Linked DNA regions of Homo sapiens: all the other regions are linked to region 3. The links are chromatin contacts, found by Hi-C in ENCODE. All regions are on one chromosome and are shown on one strand. The core of a region is the stretch at or near the end of the contact, and the rest is flanking DNA. Distances in the headings are between cores, read along the strand shown. Region 1 has its middle 24 kb from the start of STK38L. Region 2 holds the start of BCAT1-DT (BCAT1 divergent transcript). Region 3 has its middle 31 kb from the start of BHLHE41.

Evidence for each region. Hi-C counts contacts between places; a loop is a spot of excess contacts on that map. Pooled maps may share reads with other maps.
Region 1: a loop to region 3 is called in a pooled map, with 5 times the contacts of the local background. The contact joins two enhancer-like sites. A Hi-C loop is called at or near these places in 2 of 37 single-sample maps with no recorded cell type and 3 of 50 pooled maps.
Region 2: a map with no recorded cell type shows a loop between it and region 3 (10-fold over the local background). The contact joins the promoter of BCAT1-DT here to the enhancer-like site in region 3. A Hi-C loop is called at or near these places in 2 of 37 single-sample maps with no recorded cell type and 2 of 50 pooled maps.

What each region holds. Positions count from the first base shown.
Region 1 is chr12:27,218,554-27,222,480 of GRCh38, forward strand. No RefSeq gene overlaps it. Among named protein-coding and RNA genes, the nearest start is that of STK38L, 24 kb to the right of the region's middle. RefSeq lists enhancers at 1,649-1,698, 1,839-2,008, 2,029-2,098, 3,758-3,827. Within about 2 kb of position 1,763, at least 2 of the 41 ENCODE cell types and tissues checked have a DNase peak (open chromatin) inside an H3K27ac peak, as active enhancers do.
Region 2 is chr12:24,947,554-24,951,533 of GRCh38, forward strand. BCAT1-DT (BCAT1 divergent transcript) reads left to right here and starts at 1,610. Exons shown (of 3, transcript NR_199054.1): 1 at 1,610-1,777. It overlaps BCAT1 (branched chain amino acid transaminase 1), which reads right to left and starts at 1,548. Exons shown (of 11, transcript NM_005504.7): 1 at 1,374-1,548. The coding sequence starts at 1,379. RefSeq lists enhancers at 1,442-1,791, 1,912-2,001.
Region 3 is chr12:26,153,613-26,157,870 of GRCh38, forward strand. It overlaps a transcript of SSPN not described here. Among named protein-coding and RNA genes, the nearest start is that of BHLHE41, 31 kb to the left of the region's middle. Within about 2 kb of position 2,704, at least 5 of the 41 ENCODE cell types and tissues checked have a DNase peak (open chromatin) inside an H3K27ac peak, as active enhancers do.

The DNA of each region.
Region 1 (3,927 bases), core at 513-3,012, 1.1 Mb after region 3:
CACACACACACACAAATTGGGATCATGATTCGCATACTGTTGTTGTGCCTAACAAGATACCTTGAACATTTTTTCATGTCGCTGAGTTTTCCTCTATAATACTTTTCAAAGGCCACATAGTGTTCTGTTGAATCCAGGTACCAATTTATTCAAGAAATCCCTTACTATTAAACATTCCAATTCTTTCTAGATTGTATTATTTGAGACAAGGTCTCACTGTCACCCAGGCTGGAGTGCAGTGGCGTGATCATGGCTCACTGCAGCCTCAACCTCCCTGGCTCAGGTGATCCTCCCACCTCAGCCTCCTGAGTAGCTGGGACTACAGGCATGTGCCACGAAGCTTGACTAATTTTTTAATTTTTTTTTTTTTTGTAGTGCAGGGGTATCCCTATGTTGCCTGGCTGGTCTTGAACTCCTGGGCCCCAGTGATCCACCCATCTCAGCCTCCTAAAATGCTGGGATTACAGGCGTGAGCCACCATGTTCAGCCAATTTTTATTATTATACATAATTCTGTGAGGAATAACTGCATAACTCTCTCACACTTCTGATTATTTCTTAAGGGTAAATATTCATAGACGAGAATGAACATTGTATTTTGATATCACTTGTTTCTGCCTGCCTAGAGTTTCTTCTCATTTTCACATGATAGAACTGACCTCCTACCTCACTCTCTCATTGCCTTTTAGTATCTGCCTCTCCCACAACTGGTAAAATGTTTCATCACATGGCTGGGACTGATCAGAGTGCCCTGTCTCCTACCACTCCAGGCACAGTGACTGGTCCAGGAGTGAGCATATGATCTAAGTAGGGCCAATAAGAGGGAAATTTTCTAGGTCTGATAATAACTCTTGGATGAAAACATCTCTTTCCTTCTGAAATTCTTAAATGGCACCAAAAATCATTTAAGGTTGGGACTGATGAGGGCCCTCTTGATGCCAACATGGAAGAAAGCAGAGCTAAATAATGAAGTGACAAAGGGGGATTCCTACTGACATCTTTTTTCTCTTTCTTTCTTTCTTTTTTTTTTGAGACAAGGTCTCACTGTCACCCAGGCTGGAGTGCAGTGACGCGTTCATGGTTCACTGCAGCCTCAAACTCTTGGGTTCAAGCCATTCTCCTGCTTCAGCCTCCCCAGTGGCTGTGATTACAGGTGTGCACGTCCATGCCTGGCTAATTTATTTTTATTTTTGTAGAGATAGGGTTTCACTATGTTGCCCCAGCTCGTCTGGAACTCCTGGCCTCAAGCGATCCTCCTGCTTCAGGCTTCCAAAGTGCTGGGATTAGAGGTGTCAGCCACTGCGCCCAGCCTGATGCCATCATTTCAGTTCCTGGTCTCAGCCATGACCGAAGCAAGGTGCTTCCCTAGACTTGTCCAATTATTTGACCTAATAAATTTCCCTGTTTATTTAAACTAATCTGAACTGGCTTTCTGTCTTTGGCAATCAAGGCTCTTGACTAATGTAACTATTGTTAAGGTTTTGATATGTATTTCCAAATTACCTCCCAGAACTACATTGCCAAATACACATGTGGAATGTGGAATTTTAAATTGAATTAATGTTAATATTGCTGCAATGTATCAGTGTAGAATTACAGTATGAGTCAATCTATCTTTTTTTCGTATTTCCATACCCTCATGAGTAAAGCAAAACATCTCAAACAAATCATCACACTCAAGTAAGTAAAGGTGGAGACTGTGATGAATAGAGATCAAGCTAGGTTTATATTATGCCCAGACATCAGGCTGAGTACAAGCCCTTGCTGTCAGGGAGGGGGAAATAAGGTCCATGTACCCTGTAGCCAGTTACACAGTGTGTCTCTAATACCTTTACTTTCTTCCCACATGCAGAAGTGAAAGTTAAGAGAAGTCTGAAGAAGGAGTCAGTTCCAAGAAAGGAGTTAAATTATTCAAGAGTAAGTTGTCAACTTCAAGTCAGTGAGCCAAGGCAGAGTAGTTCATAAAGAAACTGTGACTAGACTAGGTGGTACTCAGTTTCTGAGACAGATTTCTGAGCCAGGCCTGTGGGCAGCTGTACGAGGAGATGGGTTGGGGAGGGGTGATTTTAAAAGGATGCTAAATAACACTGGCAAAACCAAATCAACTCCACACACCAGTGAGATGAACTGGAAAACAGTGTTCATTACTCCAGTTTTTCTATCAACTCCTTATGTAGCTGTGGAGCTAAAAACTGGCTCCAGTCTCACTGAGGTAGACACTATCCTTTTTTTATTTTTTTTAATGGAGACAGAGTCTCGTTGTGTCGCCCAGGCTGGAATGCAGTGGTGCAATCTCTGCAACCTCCACCTCCCAGGCTGAAGCAATTCTCATGCCTCAGCCTCCTGAGTAGCTGGGACTACAGACACACACCACCATGCCTGGCTAATTTTTGTATTTTTTAGTAGAGATGGAGTTTCAGCATGTTGGCCAGGCTGGTCTCAAACTCCTGACCTCAAGTGATCCACTGGCCTCAGCCTCCCAAATTGTTGGCATTACAGGCATGAGCCACCACGCCCAGCAGCACTATTCTTTTAAATAAAATTTGTACGATGCTATTGATTTGGACTGGGCCTCTACAGATCAAACCAAAATGGAGTCACTCATGCTAAAGTTTCATGTCACCAAACAGAAACTAAGTCATCTACCTTTCAAGAAACTAAGGGGGAGAGAGAGAAAGAGGGAAAGACAGCATAGCCAAATCCCCTAACAGGCCAGTTTTAGCTGGCATGATAAAGGAGTACCCCCTGCTTTAATCCGATAAGGAAAGTAACTTTGAAATGACCGATTCACTTTTTGTTCCTTATTTCTGCTTTTTTTTAACCCCTTTTCTGCCTATAAAGCCCACCTCTTCTGCTTAGCTCATCAGATCACCTTTTCTAAATTTTTTATTTTATTGATTGATTGATTTTGGGTAGAGATGGGGGTCTCTCTCTGTTACACAGGCTGTTCTCAAACTTCTGGGATCAAGTGATCCTCCTGCCTTGGCCTCCCAAAGTGTTGGGATTACAGGCATGAGCCATGGTGCCCAGCCACCTTTTCTAAATTTTTATGGGAGATAGTACCCTGATCCATTCATCACAAATAAAAGCCAATTAGATCACTTAACTACATTTGTTGTAATTTTGTCTTTTGACAGTTCTCAAAAGGAAATGAAAACAACACTTTATTAGCAGCAGCGCATCTAAAATGGATATTTTTGAGATGCACCTGTGCACTCTTGGTCAGTTGAAACTTCTGAGTCAACAGTAGGTGGCCTAGTGCTGTTTCCCGAGAATGAGTGGTTTAACTCACCCTTTCATATACCTCTCAAAATGATTTCTTGTTCTTAAAATTACGAATAAACAAAACTGAAGTGAGAAGATGAGCTTCAGAAAAATGGGAACTGATCATTAAACTTTTTTTAGAACATTTCCTGTTCTTCAGCTAGTAGAAGTGGATTATTTTAAAAATCTGTTTCTACTTAGACTTTTTATTGATTAAAAAATAATACATTTCTCCATATCCTGACCAAATCAATGTTGAATACACATTGGTAGGATATTGCTTGTAGGGGCTGCTTGACTTGGCCCAGGCTTGCTGGGTGGTTGGACGTGAAGGGTAGGATAAAGCCGCAAAGATCTCCCCACCCCCCAGCCCCAGATTGCTTAACTGAAGAGACTTTGGAGACCAGCTGGGTAGCCAGGATTGCAGAAGAACAAACTTGAGGACCAGCCAGTTCTGCATTAGAAATTTTGGAGGCATTGTCCAGAGCCCTGAGAATGAGAGAAGATCTCCAACCATCCACGGCTGTTTGGGCAAAGAAAGCATCGGGGAAAGGGAGGTAGGACTCAATAGCTGAGAATCAGGCAAAAAAAATCGGGAAAGTGGGTAATTATCTTATTCCCCACTATCTCTCCTTTCCACTGGCCACCCTTCCAGGTATCCTGT
Region 2 (3,980 bases), core at 360-2,859, 1.2 Mb before region 3:
ATACTTCTTCGATCATACCTAGAATACAATCATTTCTTTCTTAATCTTAGGAAATATCAGGAAACAGAAAAGAGACTACTTGTAGATATCTTACCTAGTTCCCCATGTTATAAAAGTATCTTGTGGAAGGGACAGGGGTTTTTGGACCTACAAAAACGCGTAATTAACCACAACTGCACATGGACAGGAAAAAGCTGGAAAAGCAAGACTGTTCATTCTTAGTTTTCTCCTTTTACTTACTAAAGCTATAATCAACTAAAGTGTGTTTTTCATCTGAAATGAAACAAGCATGAGGAAGCCAGAAATAGAACCTCTAACTATAGAAGAAAAGTTGTGTGATCTCTGTTGAATACAAAAACGCATAGTTTCCACTCGGTTACTGTTTAATTGTAGTGAAAGTTTTTGTTTGGCAACAAAGGCGCTATTTACATATTATTTCTTCTAAGTGAAACTATGGTCTGGGATGGGTTGTAGATAAGAGCAGTTGAGAACCACGCTTCATCTCCCTCCTTAGAAACTCTGAAACGAGGCTTTATTCCTACCAGAAGTTCAGATTGCATTATGGTCATCTCAATTCCAAAATGTTAGATGGCAAGAATATCTGCCCATCCTTCACTTTCCTTGGAAAAAGTTGCTCTTCGGGTTTTATATGCGATTGCAGTTTTCCAGTGTGTGAAACTAGGAAAACAAAACACTCAACGGTGTACATCCCTACACCTAAATAGTCAGAAATAATAGGCAGCTAGGCTAATTATCCTTGATTAGCAAGATCAGAGCCATTAGGGTGCTCACTGGTTTAACAAATGAATGCCCTTAGGCGTCTATCATTTGTAACTCCTAGAAGCTTTAATTTCCACAAGAAACAAAATAAGAGGGGCCTTCTGCTTTTAACAGTGAAAAGATCGTTCTCCCTCCCCTCTCCACCCGGGTCAACTCTTCCAGCCGCTCCCTCCTGCATCACGAACACACGCTGCAGGAAAGCGCATTTACAGCCCGGGACATCCCCAGACCTCCTCTCCAAAATTCCCCACCTCCTGTGCATAGGAGAAACTGAGAGAAGCCCTCACTTCCTTTCCAAACTTCACAAGCAGGGGAGGGAGCTGTAGCAGACTTTCACCTCCGTTCCCAAAAGCGAATGTGAAAAAGTCCGAGAAGGCACGTCCTGCGAGTGGAGGTTAAACCGAAATCTGAACAGAATGCACGGTCCCCGCAAACTACGATTGATAAAGAAGATACTGAGACGTTTGCGGGGGATATAAGCCATGGTTGTCTCGCCTTCCTCCCCTCCCTGCCAACTATGTTTCTTGGAGAAATCGCCGGTTCGATTCACGCACACATTTTTGTAAAACACGGACAAAACCATAAGTAGTTACCTTCATTGTTCCGTCGGCCACGAGGGAAGCTCGAGCTGAGCGGAGGGCAGATCCCAAGGGTCGTAGCCCCTGGCCGTGTGGACCGGGTCTGCGGCTGCAGAGCGCGGTCCCGGCTGCAGCAAGACCTGGGGCAGTGCCCGAGGCGGCGGCGAGTACACGTGGCGGGCTGGATTGCAGACCGGCCCTCTCGCGGCGGAGACTCGCGACCTAGCGGATTGCATCAGCAGGAAGACACTAAGGCTGCTCCCCCAGGCCGCCCCCAGATGGTGGAGTCTCTCCCAGCCCGAAGATTCGGAGCCAGCGCCCAGACCCGAGCCTCACTCACTGCTCACTCCCGGGGTGCAGGGCAGAGGTGCCAGTGTTGCAAGCAAATGACACGGTTACCCCCGAATCAGCCACTGTGGGTGCGTATCCGAGTGTGGGGATGCCCGTGTAACATTTATATGGAGACGTCAAGGAGGAGGAAATAAACAGATCAGAGGTCAAATGTGATTGCCATTCCGTCATCACTGGCTCCTGCCCACCTCCCTACTGTCCCCAAAGTAACTTTGCTGCATGCTGAGAGGACCACGGCACAATCCTGCCCAAAAGTATACATGTATCCCCCGCGGCTACTTTAAATGTACTTTTGCAGTAGTCAAGAACATGTGCCTGGTTTGCCGATCTCTTTCCCAGAGTTCCTTAGTCACCCTCAAATATAACCATTTTTGCCAATTTATTATGTACATGGGGGAAAATTTTTAATCCTTTAATTTGAGCATATAAAATTCTTTATAATGTGAAATTGCCCAGTAGCCTAGTTGGTCCCCTGTAAGTTCCCTCCCCACATCTATACAAAGCTCCAGGATTGCTACTTTTCCATGTCCAGCGCCTAGGTCAGCCTCCATGACTGCTTAAGTGTGCTGCTGGTTGACCTCCGCTGCCTCTCTGTCAAGCTGGCAAACTCCTATTTTTGTAAATTTCAACCCAAGTCTTTGCTGTGGAAGTTGCTTCCAATGCCCTCAAACAGAACTGGGCCCTTGGTCTATGTGCTGCACTTTGTCCACATCCTTTCTCAAAATCAATTATTTTATTTTATCATTTTTTAATGGAGATGGGGTCTCACTAAATTGGCCAAGCTGGTCTTGAACTCCTGGCCTCAGCAATCCCCTCGCCTCCGCCTCCCAAATTGCTGGGATTACAGATGTGAGACTGTGCCCAGCTTCTTAATTTTACTTTAATTATTTGTTTGCACAGTTGTCACTTCAGTGGATTATGAGATTCGTAAGGGCAGATCCTTTGTCATATTTATCTCCCATACCAAGTGGCCTGCCGTGGAAGAGAGGGAGTGTTGAAAACAAATGTGTCAGTGCTTAATGACTGTTGGTCAGGTGAATGAATGGTTAAATTATGTGTTCAATAAATGTACTGAGTGATTTCTACATGCTAGGCTGGTATATAACAGTGGTTTGTAATCTGAAATGTCTCAAAATGGAGCCATTTATGACAAGGGTTTCAGCCTCCAGTGAAATTGCTGACCCCTCAAATTGATAAGCATATGTATGGTGGACTGAGGTGATAAGATAACACCTGCTGTGGCCTGGCACCATTGGCAAGAGAGTAAAGAGAGAGGCAGCTGAGATAATGGCTATGGGCACTTGCGGATGCTGTGAAAACCAAAAAGTAATGAAAACCTGAAAGTAACTGACCACAGCCAAAATGCTTGCAGAAGTTCTGCCCTGAGAAATCTGTATCTGTAAGCATTTAATCAGCCATTGAGTCCTTGTGAAACCTCCTGGCCCCCGTCAGTGAAAGCACAGCTAGATAGATTTGAACCTGACACTGACATGAGACAGGCAATGTGCAAAATGCTAGGGACTGAGTGGGAAACAACAAAAATGTTCTTACCCTCATTAAGCTCATATACTAGTGTGAGAAACAGAAAGTAAGCTTTAAATCAGGTAGCAAAATGTTTATCAACTGAGGAATGGCTAAATAAAACATGGTATCATCCATACAATGGAATATTATTATATTCTGCAATAAAAAGAAATGAAGTACTGATTACATGCAGTCACATGGATGAACCTTGAAAACTATGCAAAGTGAAAGAAGCGTCTCACAAATGACTACATATTATATGATTCCACTTATCTGAAATGTGCAGAACAGGAAAATCCATAGAGACAGAAAACACATAGTTGTTTTCAATCTGGGGACAGGGTGGAATGCAGAGTGAATGTTCATGGGCGTTGGATTTCTTTTTGAATTGATTAAAATGTTCTCAAATTAGATTGTGGTAATGGTTACACAACCCTGTGAACACACTAAAAACCACTGAATTATACCCTTTAAATAGGTGAATTGTATGTTATGTGAATTATATCTCAATAAAGATGTTACTCTATGGCCCGGCATGGTGGCTCACACCTGTAATCTCAGCACTTTGGGAGGCTGAGGCAGACAGATCACTTGAGGTCGGGAGTTCGAGACCAGCCTGGCCAACATGGTGAAACCCCGTCTCTACTAAAAATTAGCCGGGCGTGGTTGCGGGGTGCCTGTAATCCCAGCTACTCACAAGGCTGAGTCACAAGAATCGCTTGAACCTGGGAGGCAGAGAGGTTGCTG
Region 3 (4,258 bases), core at 1,454-3,953:
TGAGCCTTGGTTTATTTTTAGAAAATGTGATTACAGAGGCTTGCAGTCAGTGTGGTTGGAAGGGCACAACCGTTTTTGTAGGTGGTGGAACTTCTGGACTCTTGTTGCATGTCTGCAAGGTCTTCCACGAATTCTGGGTTCTGGTCCTTCTTGAGTGCTGAGTAGCTGATATCCCAGTGGTCCCAATCATCAGGAATATTGTGGGTGTGCTTAGCTCTCATAGTAAAGTCTAAGTTGGGAGAACTAGTACCTTATGGTCCCTCCTGATGGATGAGCCCAGAAACAGAACTATGAGCTACGATTCCTGAAGCAGCCAAAGGCAAGGAAGTCCAGTGCCTCTGAACATTTGTTCTGCTCAATGAAAGAACTCAGTCATGGGGTACCCCTTGTGGAAAAACTTGGAGTAGCCTCAGAAAGACTTTCATCCTTTGCTTTTGTAGTGGTTACATTTAGAGCAGATATGTGCAAAAAAACCTATGGCAAAAACCTTATCTTGGGCATATTTCTCTTGAACCCGAGCAGTTGCTCAAAAAGGTACTATGAAAAGGCCCATTTCTATATTTTTCACTTTTCATTTAGGTCCCTGATATGTCAAAAGATGACAGGGTTCATGAAGATTTTCTGTAACTCACCCTCGGTTGATCTGGAATACCAAGCTGCTTTACTCTACAGTGAGCTTTTTGAGGACAGACCATGTGTGTTATTCACCATTGCACAGAGTACCTAGCTCAGAGCCTTGCACTGAGCAACAACCTATAGATGCAAGATAGATTTCCATGTTCAGATCAACACTGCATTAGAGTATGACACCTGAAATCTTAGCAGCAGGGCCTTGGTGAAACTCTGTAGAGTTTCAGGGGGATCCTCCCTGCCTCCTTCACCAATTCCTCTTAAGGGGCACTAAGCAGAAAGGAGACAGGCTTTGGAATCAGACAAATGTGGCTTCAGGTTCTGGCACTAGTTAAATGACTTAGGGAATGACTAATTAAGGGACTTTGGGGAAGTTACTTAACCTTTCTAATTTATAAAATGGGAATAAAATGGTACCTATAAAGATTAACTGAGATAAGTAGGTAAACATTTCAGCTGAGAACCCAGTATCTACTGTACATTCGATTATTGTTAATATGAATCTTCTGGAGTGTTTTCTGTTTGTGTATGATCAGAATGCAGATTAAGGGGCAGAGAGGTCTAGGGCAGAGTAGAATTGGGCCCAGTAACATGGTGCCACATCAGATCCTGGACCAGAATTATATGAGAAAGTAGTGGGGTTTGGGCCCAGGGTTTGAGGGATGGTGATGGTAGTGTATGGTGAGGAAGCTGGGCATGACAGTGTAATGACAGAGAAAACAATCTGTGGAGCTCAGGATAGATTAATTTTTATAATGGGAAACTGTATTAGGAGTGATATCTAGATCTCTATCAGACTACTAGAGGACATCTATTCTTTATTGAATATCGACTTTTTAGGGGAAAAAAAGCAAAACCATGTTCTATGAATATCAAATGAGAAGAACTTGTCAGTTGGCTGCTTTTAAAGTTACAACTAGTGTATTCGTGGTATACAGAAAGGCCATTGGGTAACACCTCTTTCTTCTTAAATTGGGTAAATGAAATAATAGTGAATCACAAGTTAAAGTTACTTGTCCAGACTAATCAGGGAAAGGTGAATTAGAAGATGAGAGGGTGAAAATTAAAGAAGAAACAATTACCAACACAGAAAGGAGGGCCGCAGATGACAAAGATGGGAGCACGTATCTGAAAATGGAAGGGGATGGTGTTGTGGACAGAGGAAAAGAGCGAAAGATCATCAAACCTTCAACAACATAAAAGTGACCCTCACGTTACCCTTAAATGGTAATGGCACACAACCTGAAAGCCTCAAAAGCAATAGGTATATTAACATTTAAAAAAGAGTCTTTAGGCACCTCAGTAATAGACTGATGACCACTGGTTGGTTTTGTTAATATGTGTGTAGGCCAGAGAGTAATTTGGCGGAAAGAGGAAGAGTTAATCTGAAAGAGGAAATTTGAAGTTAGAAGAACATGAAGGCAAATCATTCATGATAAATGTGAAGGAAAGAGCAAGATTTAATAATGAATCAGGGGGACAAAAAATAGAGCTAACATTAATGGCCACTTATTGCACATGAAGCCCACTTTGCTAAGCTTTTCCCAGGTACCATTGCATTGTTACCACAGCAACCTGTGCGGTGAGCCCTGTTGTTAGCCCCAGTGAACAGGGCAAGTCAGAAGTTTCCTTGTGATAGAGCTGGCAGGTAGAGGATCTGAGTTCTGAATCTCACCTCTCTCAGACAAAAGCTCCTGTGTGTAACCATTCAGCTGAAGTGCTTGCTCAAAGGGCTGAGAAAAGATGATGAAGAAGATTGGGAGGGGATTGAGAAAGAAAAGTTCAAAGAACTTTGATGGTAAAGAATCTTAGAATGAAAGTAAGACATGACAAAGAACAAAAGGAAGAAAGCATATCTAAAGGAGTAAGAAAATTAATATTTTTTGGCCACCTTATGTGATTAAGATGCACAAATATAATCTCCTTTAGTTCACACCAGAACTCCGTGAAGTAGACATGACTTCCGTTTACACAGATGAGGAGATACAAGTTCAGAGAAGTCACCGTTAATCACGTAGCTCACAAATACCAGAGCCAGGATTAGAACCGCTGTCTGCAGCGTTAGAAAGCCCACAGTATTTTCATTCGAACTTGGGAAAGGAAGTGCTAAGCCTGGGTGTGAGGGAGCAGAGATGGCATCTACCTCGAATGGTGGGGTAAAGATGCAAATAAAGCATGACTAGAAAGACAAAAAGGGGAAATGAGAAAGGGAGGACCACAGAGTGATAATTAGCCTCACACCACCTGTTTTTGCTTTGGCTGAAGAGGTCCCTCATCAAGGCTGAGTAACAAACAAAGCAACCGAGTAGCTCAGAAAGGCCCGCGGATTCTTCCACTGGTCATCGCCTGGAATGTTCACTGACAGTGAAACGTGATGTGGAGAAACCCCTGACAATGACAAGAAAGATTCCAGACAATTGACACATTGCTGACTGCGACGGAAGTTTCATAGAAAATGATTTTTAGAAGGGACAAATATAGAGAGCAGCTCAGGAAGACACACTCTGTAAAGGTGGTTGGCAGGAAGTACGGTTGCTGTAGAGGACACAGCGAGACATAGCTGGACGTGAAAAACAACCCTGTGAGGCTTATAGCATAGGTTTGTGTATCACCCTTTTGCATATGAGGAAACTGGCCCGTAGCATTTGAGGACTTGCCTGTGGTGCCTGAGTTTTAGAATCCAGGTGTCTGACTCCAAATCTAGTGTGTGGAACACTGTACCATTTTCATTTAAACAAATACATTTCTAATGGTAAATTTGAGGTATCATGTATTGGGGGAAAAGGTTTAGAGCAGGGATCTTTACTTTGTTCTATACAGGTAGCTCTTTTCAGATGTTTTTTCATGTTTAGTAAAAACAACTCTGGTCTCCAGATGAATGGCATTCAGCTCCGTCTTGTTAGTGCTGTTTTGTTTGTGGTAGGGTTTTCCGGGTGCAGATTCATAGCACCTTAACTTTGTATTGGCTAATAATTAACAAAAGCGGCTGCTGACTTCACTAAGTGATTGCAGATTTTACTGCAAGTTCTTTTGTTTGCAACTGTCTAGGATACAATGATCATGTGGAAGGCAGTTCTTTGATGGCTAATTCTATACCATTAATAAAGTAAACTGACTACTGGGAAATACATTCTCATTCTTGGACCCTGGAGTCTTGGTTTTATACATAAGCATTTCTGAGTAAATTGGAGTGAATTAACTTTGGTCCATTTAAATTGGGTCAACTCATCCTCAGGCCTACAAAAATTCACACTGGATATACTGTACTCACAATTATCAATGCCACACTGACACTCTCAGGATGTTCAGATGACTAAATTTTGCTTCTTTTAAAAAAAAATCTGGGAGAATTCTCACACATACCCAGACTTTTGCGCTAGGCTGAAAACACTAGAAATAATGGTCAAGGTGACTTTGAAGTTCCTGTTAATTGTGTCTAGACACTTCATGGCTATATTCTATACCCCTGCTTCATTCTGCTCTGACAAAATTAATATTTCCCAGCTTTTGATTAGATTTAAGTGACTCAGTGATACTATGGCAACCCTAAACTATGGGACAAAAATCAATGTCTTGACCATTATATGGCCTCTTTATGAAGAAATCAGCTATTTCTTGGTTCCAGATG